2 separate regions of the Homo sapiens genome follow, and region 2 is linked to region 1. The links are chromatin loops, found by intact Hi-C in ENCODE. Cell type or tissue: A673. All regions are shown on one strand.

Region 1 (5,000 bases):
TCTCTGGGCCTCAGGTTTTTTACCTGATAGATGGGCTTAGAGTCTCTTCTGCTGATCCCCCAGGGTTGCAGGCAGCCAGTGAGGTTCTGAGTACTGTAGAGGGGATGCTCTCAGCAGTAGTGGCGGTGGTAGGGAGTTGGGATTGCAAACCCAGAGGCCAGCAGAGGCCAGGCAGGAACTGGATTGAACTGGAAACTCAAGCTGTCCACTTGGGTCCAGTCAGGATGGATACTGATAGAAGTGGGGGTCTCATGTTGCCCACCTCATGTTTAAGAAGATTCTAGAATTATAGATTATTTGATGTGAAATTTCCTTAAATGTAAATGTTGGTAAATAAAGTAACTATTTAAACGATATACATGCAAACACACATTTGCACACACACGCCTTACACACAATGGCTGGTCAGATTTAGTGCATAGCCAGCCAGCTGGTTTTCTGCTTTGGAATTATAGGCTGCTAATTTTTTTATTTTTTCTAGACATGGTCTTGCTTTGTCACCCAGGCTGGAGTGCAGTGGCGTGAACACAGCTCATTGCAGCCTTGACCTCCTGAGCCCAAACAGTCCTCCCATCCCAGCCCAGCCCAGCAAATAACTGGGATGACTGGCATGTACCACCAAGACTCACTAATTGTTGTATGTTTGTAGAGACGGGGTTTCACCATGTTGCCCAGGCTGGTCTCAAACTCCAGAGCTCAGGTAATCCGCCTTCCTCGGCCTCCCAAAGTGCTGGAATTACAGGCATGAGCCACCGTGCTCTGCCTAATTGTATTTTATTATACTAAATGCAGTTTCTTTTGCCTTCTGTATCTTTTCAAACCCTGGGTGGTATTCCCCCAGCAAGAGTGAATTCTAGTTTACCTACTACCTATGCCTGTATGCTTACACTTTCACTGAATTTCTTTAAATTTTTAAATAATATTAGGAAGAAAATGGGGCTGATGAGCAGCTCTTGGGGCACTAGAGGCCTTCTGGGTAGCTGTCATGCCTTGAACGTTTCTTGAGCGTGCCTTCTCCAGCCTCCAGTGAGCACGAGGTCTGCATTGGCAAACAGATGTCCACTGTCCTGGGGACAAGAAAGGTGTGAGTCCTCCATGGCAAACAGAGAAGGAAGGAGATGTCTCCTTTCCTGAATCAGCTTATTGGGATAAACAGGAAACCCACAGAGGCTTTCTCACCAAGGCCAGCGTGTTTAATAGGCCTGCATCTCACCTCTGAGGATCACAAAGTGTGTGAGCAGCGTCCCAGCAAGGAGACACCGATGCTCATGAGGATTCTGAAACCTCTGTTCGCTGTTAGGAAATGCTCTTGACCCATGAGTGTTCCTCTTTCAAGATCCTCCAGCATTGCCAACCCGTCCAGCAAGAAGGGGAGAGATCTCATAGCACGGGGGCTTGACTAAATTTGAGGAGTCGAGGAAGTGACGTTTCAGCTAAGACTTTTTTTTTCCTTTGAGACAGGATCTCGCTCTGTTGCCCAGGCTGGAGTGCAGTGGCTCAATCCTGGCTCACAGCAACCTCTGCCTCCCGGGTACAAGCGATTCTCCTACCTCAACCTCCCCAGTAGCTGGGAGTACAGGTGCCCGCCACCACGCCCAGCTAATTTTTGTATTTTTAGTAGAGACAAAGTTCCACCATGTTGGCCAGACTGGTCTCAAACTCCTGACCTCAAGTGATGCTCCCGCCTCGGCCTCCCTAAGTGCTGGGATTACAGGCGTAAGCCATTGCGCCCTGCCTCCGCTAAGTCTTCAAGATCGGCCAAGGGATGATGAAGAAGGTTGGGGAGAAGAGCGGGGATGAGGGGAGCCCAGCTGCAGGCCGCATATTCAAAGACTTGTGGCTGGGAGGGAGGTCCGGAGAAGAACTGAGTTCTAGAATCTGAAAGACGGCTAGCATGGGTCAGAATGGAAACTAACCAGACCACAGTGTCAGCCACTCAAGCTCCCCTAGCCAAGCCTCGTGCTGAATTTTGAGGGCTGCAGTAGAAAAGCGGGCGCACTGCGAGCCCTGCGTGTTGCCAACAGCCTCGGCAGAGCCAGGAGGTGGCGCTGTCGGCACACGCATCGTGCTGTCGGCGCTGCGCAGCCGCAGCCCGGGACCTTGGAGGACAGGCGGTCGGAGCCGCTGCTGGTGACGTCAGCAGTTTTACAGAGGCACAAAGCCGGAGCAGGAAGAGTAAATGTCTGCACCAGGAAGGAGCCAGGGAGGCCAAGTTGAGAGCACTTCAGAAGAAGTGAATAGGTTCAGGAATCCAGCAGCGCCGGAGGGGTGGAGCCAGGGAAATACTACTCTGTGACAGTTTTGCTCATGAAGTGGAGTGCCAGGAAAACACAGCGTCTGGCCGGGCGCGGTGGCTTATTCCTGTAATCCCAGCACTTTGGGAGGCCTGGGCGGGCGGATCGCTTGAGGTCAGGACCAGCGTGGCCAACATGATGAAACCCCGTCTGTACTAAAAATACAGAAATTAGCCGGGCGTGGTGGTGCGCGCCTGTAATCTCAACTACTCGGGAGGCTGAAGCAGGAGAATCGCTTGAACCCGGGAGGCAAGTCAGCCGAGATTTTGCCGAGGCGCAATCAGCCCAGATCATGCCACTGCACTCCAGCCTGGGTGACAGAGCAAGACTCCGTCTCAAAAAAACAAACAGAAAAAAAACACAGCGTCCAGGCAGCTCCACCTTCCATGTTGAAAGCCTGTGACTGCCACATTCTAGCGGGACTGGCTTGTTTGCCTGCAGAACGGAATGGCCCCGGGGTCTGTCTGGGTCTGGGTCCAGATGAGAAAGGCGCCCAGCCTTCCTCTGGCCCCAGCCCTGCACATTGACCAAGGATGGATGGCCCTCCATACCAGGCACCCCGGCTCCTCCTCATTCCCCTCTGGCTTCTCCCTTCCTCCTACCGCCATGCTGATCCTCCATCCTTCTGGCTCTGGGCAGTGGTTTTCAAAAGCACTGTGGTGGTAGTCACTGGGGCTGTTGGCCACATTTGTCTGGCTTTTCCCCTTTCCAGATGCACAGTGGGATTATTCTTCCTGGTCTCCTTATGGTTGGGTGGGAATATGTAACCAGTTCTGGACAAAAGAGTTTTGAATGGAAATAATATGTGTCATTTCTAAGCCACAGCAATGAATGCTGATATAAGACCCTTTTCCTCTACTGTGGCAACCAGCAATCTTCCAGAAAGTGGTTGCTCCATGATACTGAGTCCAGGAGGGAAGACAACCGGAGCAGAGAGGCACCTGCCCCATGATGGACATGTAGCGTGAGCAAGAAGTAGCCTTTGCTGTTGTGAACCACTGAGATCGGGGGCTTGCTTTTTGGTGGTTTTTGTTTGTTTGTTTGGTTTGTTTTTTTGTTTTGTTTAGTTTTGTTTTGTTTTTTGAGACAGAGTTTCGCTCTAGTAGCCCAGGCTGGAGTGCAATGGCGCGATCTTGGCTCACTGCAAGCTCCACCTCCCAGGTTCAAGCGATTCTCCTGCCTCAGCCTCCCAACTAGCTAGGACTACAGGCATGCACCACCATGCCCGGCTAATTTTGAATTTTTAATAGAGACAGGGGTTCACCACGTTGGTCAGGCTGGTCTCAAACTCCTGACCTCAGGTGATCCGCCCGCCTCGGCCTCCCAAAGTGCTGGGATTACAGGCGTGAGCCACCGTGCCCAGCCTAGGGGCTTGTTTTTTACTGCAGCATAACCTAGACTATCCTGGCTGATATAAGCAAAGCTGCTGGAAATCAGGAAGCTGTTTGTAGAACACTATGAAAGGTACACAGCTTTAAATCCTTAGATGAACTAGAATTGTTATTAACAATGAGTATCACTTATTGACCAGGCGTGGTGGCTCACAACTGTAATCTCAGCACTTTGGGAGGCTGAGGCAGGCGGATCACCTGAGGTCAGGAGTTCAAGACCAGCCTGGCCAACATGGTGAAACCCTGTCTTTACTAAAAATATAAAAATTAGCCAGGTGTGGTGGCACACGCCTGTTATCCCAGCTACTCGGGAGGCCCAGGCAGGAGAATCATTTGAACCCAGGAGGTAGAGGTTGCAGTAAGTCGAAATCACGCCTCTGCACTCTAGCCTGGGTGACAGAGTAAGACTCGGTCTCAAAAAAATAAAATAAATAAAATAAAAAAATAAATCAATGAGTATCACTTATTGAGCACCTACTACGTGTCAGGTATTACACAAGGTATACTAGGTTTTTTGGCAAATGTTTTCTCATTAATCCCCATCCTAGCACTGGGATTTGGCAATACTGGCCTATTCGGTATGATTAGTCTGAGGCAGTGAAACTCAGGGAAACGGACTCAAGGTCATGACCATAGCCTCTAAGTGGTCTTAATATAGCCTCTAAGTCATGACCATAGCCTCTAAGTGGAATTGAGATTCAAATGTAAGGATCTCTGTCACCCAAACTCTCATTCTTTCCACTCCTAGGCTGTTATCATATAAAAAGCAGGACTAGGCATAGTAAGGGGAAAAAAAAAACAAACATTTTAAAAAGAAATTATCTCTTAACAGGAAAAACATTAACATCTGCCATTTTTCTAAATTGAATGTGAAAGATGATCCTGACAGGCTGAACAAAGATGCTTGCTCTCTGTTGTGATGTTTGACAAGGGAATCTTCCTTCATTTTCTCCTCTGATGAGCCTCTCTACCAGATAAGCAGCAGCAGGAACCAAACGTTTAAGAAAAATGTAAAGACATTATTTTGTCCATCACTTAACATTTTTATGAACAAGTTGGGAGGTAGCCTGCATGAATGCCTCTGTGCAATGGAATGAATGGCCGGAGATCTCACCATCCCAGGATGACTTTGGGGAAGGAAGACCCAAACAGCCCACTATCACATGCTGTCCTGCCTGCCTCAGGCCTCCTGTCCTTCTCTCCCTTGTGACCTGCAAACTAACCTTGAGGACTCATGTCAACTGTCACTGCATTGGAAGCCCTCTGTGATAGTTAATATTGAGTGTCAACTTGATTGGATTGAAGGATGCAAAGT
Region 2 (5,000 bases), 690 kb after region 1:
TCAGTTCCAAATTCTAGTCTTGTGCGTTTGCATTCAATGGCAGGATTTCCATGCCATCAGAAACACTAGCTGCAAGAGAGTCTGGAAATGTGGTTAAGTTTCCCAGCCTCTGCAGCACGGGAAGGGATGCCACATGGAATCCCTTGAGTCCATGGGATCTTGGGGCCATTTAGTGGCTGCCCCCGACAGGGCTTGAGGGGAAGGACCTCACCACAGGCTCCAGTCCCCGGCCCAGTGCCTCTGAGGAGGGATGGGGAGGGTGGGGTAGGGGAGAATATTTCCAGCCTGTTGCACCAAATGTGCCCAGCCCTGGGTCCTGCAGATGGAAAAGTAGAAATGAAGCCTTGCTTGGCTGCTTCCCCCTCTCCTGCAGGATCCACCCCCAAGAAGGGGCAGGACGACAGAGTGGGGATATGAGGACAGAAGAGCGACTTACATACACCAACAATGGCAACACGTGGCAACCAATGCCATTAGGCATTCCCAATGAAATGAGAGACCCCCCCAAGGTCCCCAAAGGCAACCTGGGTTAGGAGAGGAGCATTGGACTAAGAGCCGAGGGGTCTGAGTTCTGACCCAGGGGAAGCCCCTAACAGACTGTTTGTGAGCATGCCACATGCCCTCTCTGAGCTGTGGTCAGAGAGGTTGCAGTCAGGGCTGTGATCTCATCTGAAGGCTGGATGGTGGTGTTAAAGATGGTGATGTTATACATGGTCTCATCTATAACATGGATGGTGACTTGATACTGCCTGGATCCTCTGGGGCTCCAAGGGTTGAAGTTCTATCATGCAAAGGGAATCAAGGGGCCAGGCCCAGTGGCTCATACCTATAGTCTCAACACTTAGGAGGTGGAGGCAGGAAGATCACTTTGAGCCCTCAAGCTTGAGGCTAGCCTGGGCAATATAGCAAGACCCTGTCTCTACAAGAAAATTAAGAAATAAGCCAGACATGGTGGTGCATGCCTGTAGTCCCAGCTACTCCAGGAGCTGAGGTGAGAGGATCCCTTGAGCCCACAAGGTTGAGGGTGCAATGGGCCATGACTGCACTACTGCACTCCAGCCTGAGCAACATTGTGAGACCCTGTCTCAAAAAACAAAGAGGATCAAGGATGATGGGACAGAGACAACCTAGGGGGTTCACCTGGGCTCCACCATCTGCCCCCGAGACACCTGCCCCCAGCAACTTTTACCCTCCCAGCTCTCCTGAGTGCCTGATTTCCTGGTCTCCCTCTAGGACCTCCCATCTCTAGCCTCACACAGCGCTGCCTGGCCCCAATCCCCAACCCCCTCCACTCTCCTCCAGCCTCTCACCCACCACCCCCCCGCACACACACACACAGAGCCAGATGAGGCTGGACCAGGCTGGAGTTGCCGAAGGGGCTGAGCAGATGGCCAGGGCCAGGGACTAGATAGTGACTGGGAATTATTCACCTGACTACATGGGCTGGTGTTAAGAGTCTGGGCCCTTGCTTTCCTCCCCAAGGAAGTTGGAGGAGATACTTCCAGACTCCACGCAGCAGCTCTCTGGTGCTTCTCCTCCCTGCTCTGCTCTACTGACAAGGAGCACGTTCTGTGTGGGGGCCGTGAACAGAACCGTCACACAGTACTTGAGCTCCCAGGGTGAGGCGCTTATGTAACTGATGCCTGCCTGCCACCTGTACTCCCCGCTAGACCCCCTGGCTTCATCTCAAAGCACAAGGCCACCCCGGTACCCACACACCAGGCCTCCATGGGGTCCCATCTCTTGAAATATCACAGAGCACTTGTTCTTTCTCACAAGGCTCTTCATGCTGGCGCTGACGTTCTTTCTGGATCTTTCTCCCCCAAGCAGGAAGAAACATGCTTTGTTCTCTGTATTCCCAGTGTCCCGGAAACCTGTGAATGCTTGGTAAATTTAGCTGAATGAACTAAAAGTATCAATAATAATAGAAACCCATAGAGAATGTAACAGGCACTAGTCTAAGAGCTCTGCATACATTCATGCATTTAATGCTCACCTCGCCCTTTATTGTAGGTACGGTCATTATCTCCATGACACAAACGGATGAATCAACAAATGCCACCACGTTCCTTCTGGGGAAAGGCACTGACCCGACAGATCAGGCCCATCACCAGGCATAAAGTGAGAGGGTGCCATGCTGAGTGTCCTCTATTATACCACCAGAAGCAGGCAGGGTGTTTCTGGAAGGAGGGCCCCCTGGAGGAGGAGAGGCACAGAGGGAACTGAAGTCTGGGTCGCTGGAGAAAACAGCCCCTTCAACTCTAAAGGAGTAGCTGGGCCTGAAGCTGGGGGGTTCCAGGAGCCAAGATCCTCAAACTCACCCATGAGTTTGAGTTTGACAGGGATGGCAGTGGGAACCTTAGGGCTGCGTGCTAGAAGCTGATGGGTTCCAGAGACCGAGTCACCCAGAAATCCCATCTAATTCTAAGATTTGATGAGTCCTATATCAGGAGGAGACAAGACCCGAGAAACTATCACTGTGGTCACCTCCAGGGTGGCTGGGGACGGTCAGAGAGAAGGGGGACTGGTTTTACTTTTGTCTTTTCACCCATGCGCTACCCATACAAAAAATAATACACGTGTATATTTGAACTGAATATTTCTAAGAGTCTAGCCTTCTAAGCCTCCAAGATTATTACAATCATTCTGAGATCCAGACTGATTCTCAGAGACTGCTGGCAAAGATTCGGGGGTTGGGCATCCGTGGGTTTGGACCCCGGCTCCGTGCATTTCTGTGCCTCAGTTTCCTGGTGTGTAACCCAGGACGAGGATACCCACTTCCGCTGGAGCATGATAACGATAACTCAGGCATCCCCCAGGATCTGTCACGCAGCAGAGCCTTTGTCCAAACAAAGCCAGTGGTGAATGCCCAGAACCAGAGGATCCTCCAGGCAGCGTCTGGGCTGCTGAGTCTGAGCCAGGGAGTTTCCAGATTCCCAGGGTAGGAGGCCGGGAAGTCCCTGGGAGCGCCTGGAGAGCTGGCCCTGCAGGCCAGGCCGGGTGGGTGCGGGAGGCTGCAGCCCCGGGCCTGGTGCTCTGGCGCCCCCTCATGGACACTGTTCTCCTCGCACCCCTGGGACAGCTGGAGAGGAGTGCCCTCATTCATCAAAAAAATTCTCCTGATTATTCAGGGTTATTTTTTTTAAAAAGACCAAAGCTAGAGACAAGGTAAGAGTCCCCACTGGTCCTTCTGTGTCCTGCATGGAAATACGACTGAAAAAAAAAAAAAAGGCTGGGTACAGTGGCTCACGCCTGTAATCCCAGGACTTTGGGAGGCCGAGGCAGGTGGATCAGGAGGTCAGGAGTTCCAGACCAGACTGGCTAGCATGGTGAAACCCCATCTCTACTAAAAATACAAAACAAAACAAAATTAGCCAGGCATGGTGGCACGCGCCTGTAGTCCCAGCTACTCGGGAGGCTGAGGCAGAAGAATTGCTTGAAACTGGCAGGCGGAGGTTGCAGTGAGCTGAGGTCGCACCACTGCACACTCTAGCCTGGGCGACAGAGCGAGACTCCATCTCAAAAAAAAAAAAAAAAGTCCCCACTGGCTGGTTTTGGGGCTCCAGGCCCAAAACACAGCATTAAGTGTTCAGAAGCTTTTGACACCTTTTGAGACACATAATGATTAACTACAGGCACTCCTGCCCAGCGGGCACCAGGTGCCCACTTCCTGGCAAAGCTCTTGTTATTTCACTGTATCTTCCTATACTCTCACTATACTCAGCCCACACTATTATCAATCCTCTTAACATCTGGGGGAACAGAGACCCAGGAAGATAAACTGAACTCAGGGCACACAGCTGGAAGTGGTGGCATTAGGTGTCACACTCAGGCCATGGACTCCGTCACCCTGTGTAAGGAGCAGTAATTTTCTCTCCCATTCTCTGCAGGCCCCTGAAAGGTACCATGCTCAATACCAGTGAACGCTGTTCAGCCCAACCTGACCACAACTCTTCCAGATGGGCTTTTATTCCCCCCATTTTTAGGGTGACCAACGGGTGTGCCTAGGGCTGAAGGGGCTCCTGGGATGCAAGACTTTCGGTGTTAACACCAGAAAAGCCCGACCCATTTTACAGACACGGAAACTGAGATTTGGAGAGGGTAATATATTCCACAGCTATTGAGCATGGAGCCCAGAAGTCTTGCTCTAGAATGAGGCCTACTGGCTGAGAAGCACTAGGCTGAGCTGGTTCTCTAAGGAAGAACAAAAAATGGCTGGGCACGGTGGCACAGGCCTGCACTTTTTGAGGCTGAGGTGGGCGGATCACCTGAGGCCAGGAGTTTGACACCAGCCTAGCCAACATGGTGAAACCCCATCTCTACTAAAAATACAAAAATTAGCCAGCTACAGTGGCGCGCGCCTGTAGTCCCAGCTACTCGGGAGCCTGGGGCAGGAGAATTGCTTGAACCAGGAGGTGGAGGTTGCAGTGAGCCAAGAGAGCAAGCCACTGCACTCCAGCCTGGGTGACAGAGCAAGACTCCATCTTAAAAAAAAAAGGAAGAACAAAAAACAAGGGCAGGAGGGGTGAGGAGGAATGGCAGGAGAGAATTCTAGAATCTCAGAGCCCGGAACAATCAATCTTGAAATCTTGAAGGCAATAATATCTCCTAAGAAGACGACCCTTGGTGGCTCACCCAGATCCTTCACTTCTGCCTCTGAGACATTGAGTCATTTCCTCAAAGTCTTGTAGCCTCAATTTCTCATCTGTAATTTGGAGATAATAACCTTAGGACCTAGCATTTCAAAAAGATTTGGCCGGGCACGGTGGCTCATGCCTATAATCCCAGAACTTTGGGAGGCCGAGGCAGGTGGATCACCTGAGGTCAGGAGATCAAGACCAGCCTGGCCAACATGGTGAAATCTTGTCTCTACTAAAAATACAAAAATTAGCCAAGCATGGTGGCAGGCACCTGTAATCCCAGCTACTTGGGAGGCTGAGGCAGGAGAATTGCTTGAACCTGGGAGGCGGAGGTTGCAGGGAGCTGAGATCATGATACTA

What was found. Hi-C counts contacts between places; a loop is a spot of excess contacts. Peaks named below come from ENCODE experiments on the same cell type or tissue, not always from the same donor. Only the 100,000 strongest peaks of a DNase experiment are listed, where the experiment ranks them.
Region 2: it touches region 1 in a loop (5-fold over the local background); 46 of 110 quality-filtered maps call a loop at or near these places.

What each region holds. Positions count from the first base shown.
Region 1 is chr22:36,121,213-36,126,212 of GRCh38, reverse strand. No RefSeq gene overlaps it. Among named protein-coding and RNA genes, the nearest start is that of APOL3, 37 kb to the left of the region's middle. RefSeq lists a silencer at 1,908-1,977 and an enhancer at 1,918-2,212. In A673, a CTCF peak has its summit at 2,047 (motif pointing right); a DNase peak (open chromatin) is centred at 2,152; H3K27ac peaks cover 930 bases.
Region 2 is chr22:35,429,040-35,434,039 of GRCh38, reverse strand. It overlaps a transcript of MCM5 not described here. Among named protein-coding and RNA genes, the nearest start is that of MCM5, 31 kb to the right of the region's middle. In A673, a CTCF peak has its summit at 3,046 (motif pointing left); a DNase peak (open chromatin) is centred at 3,019.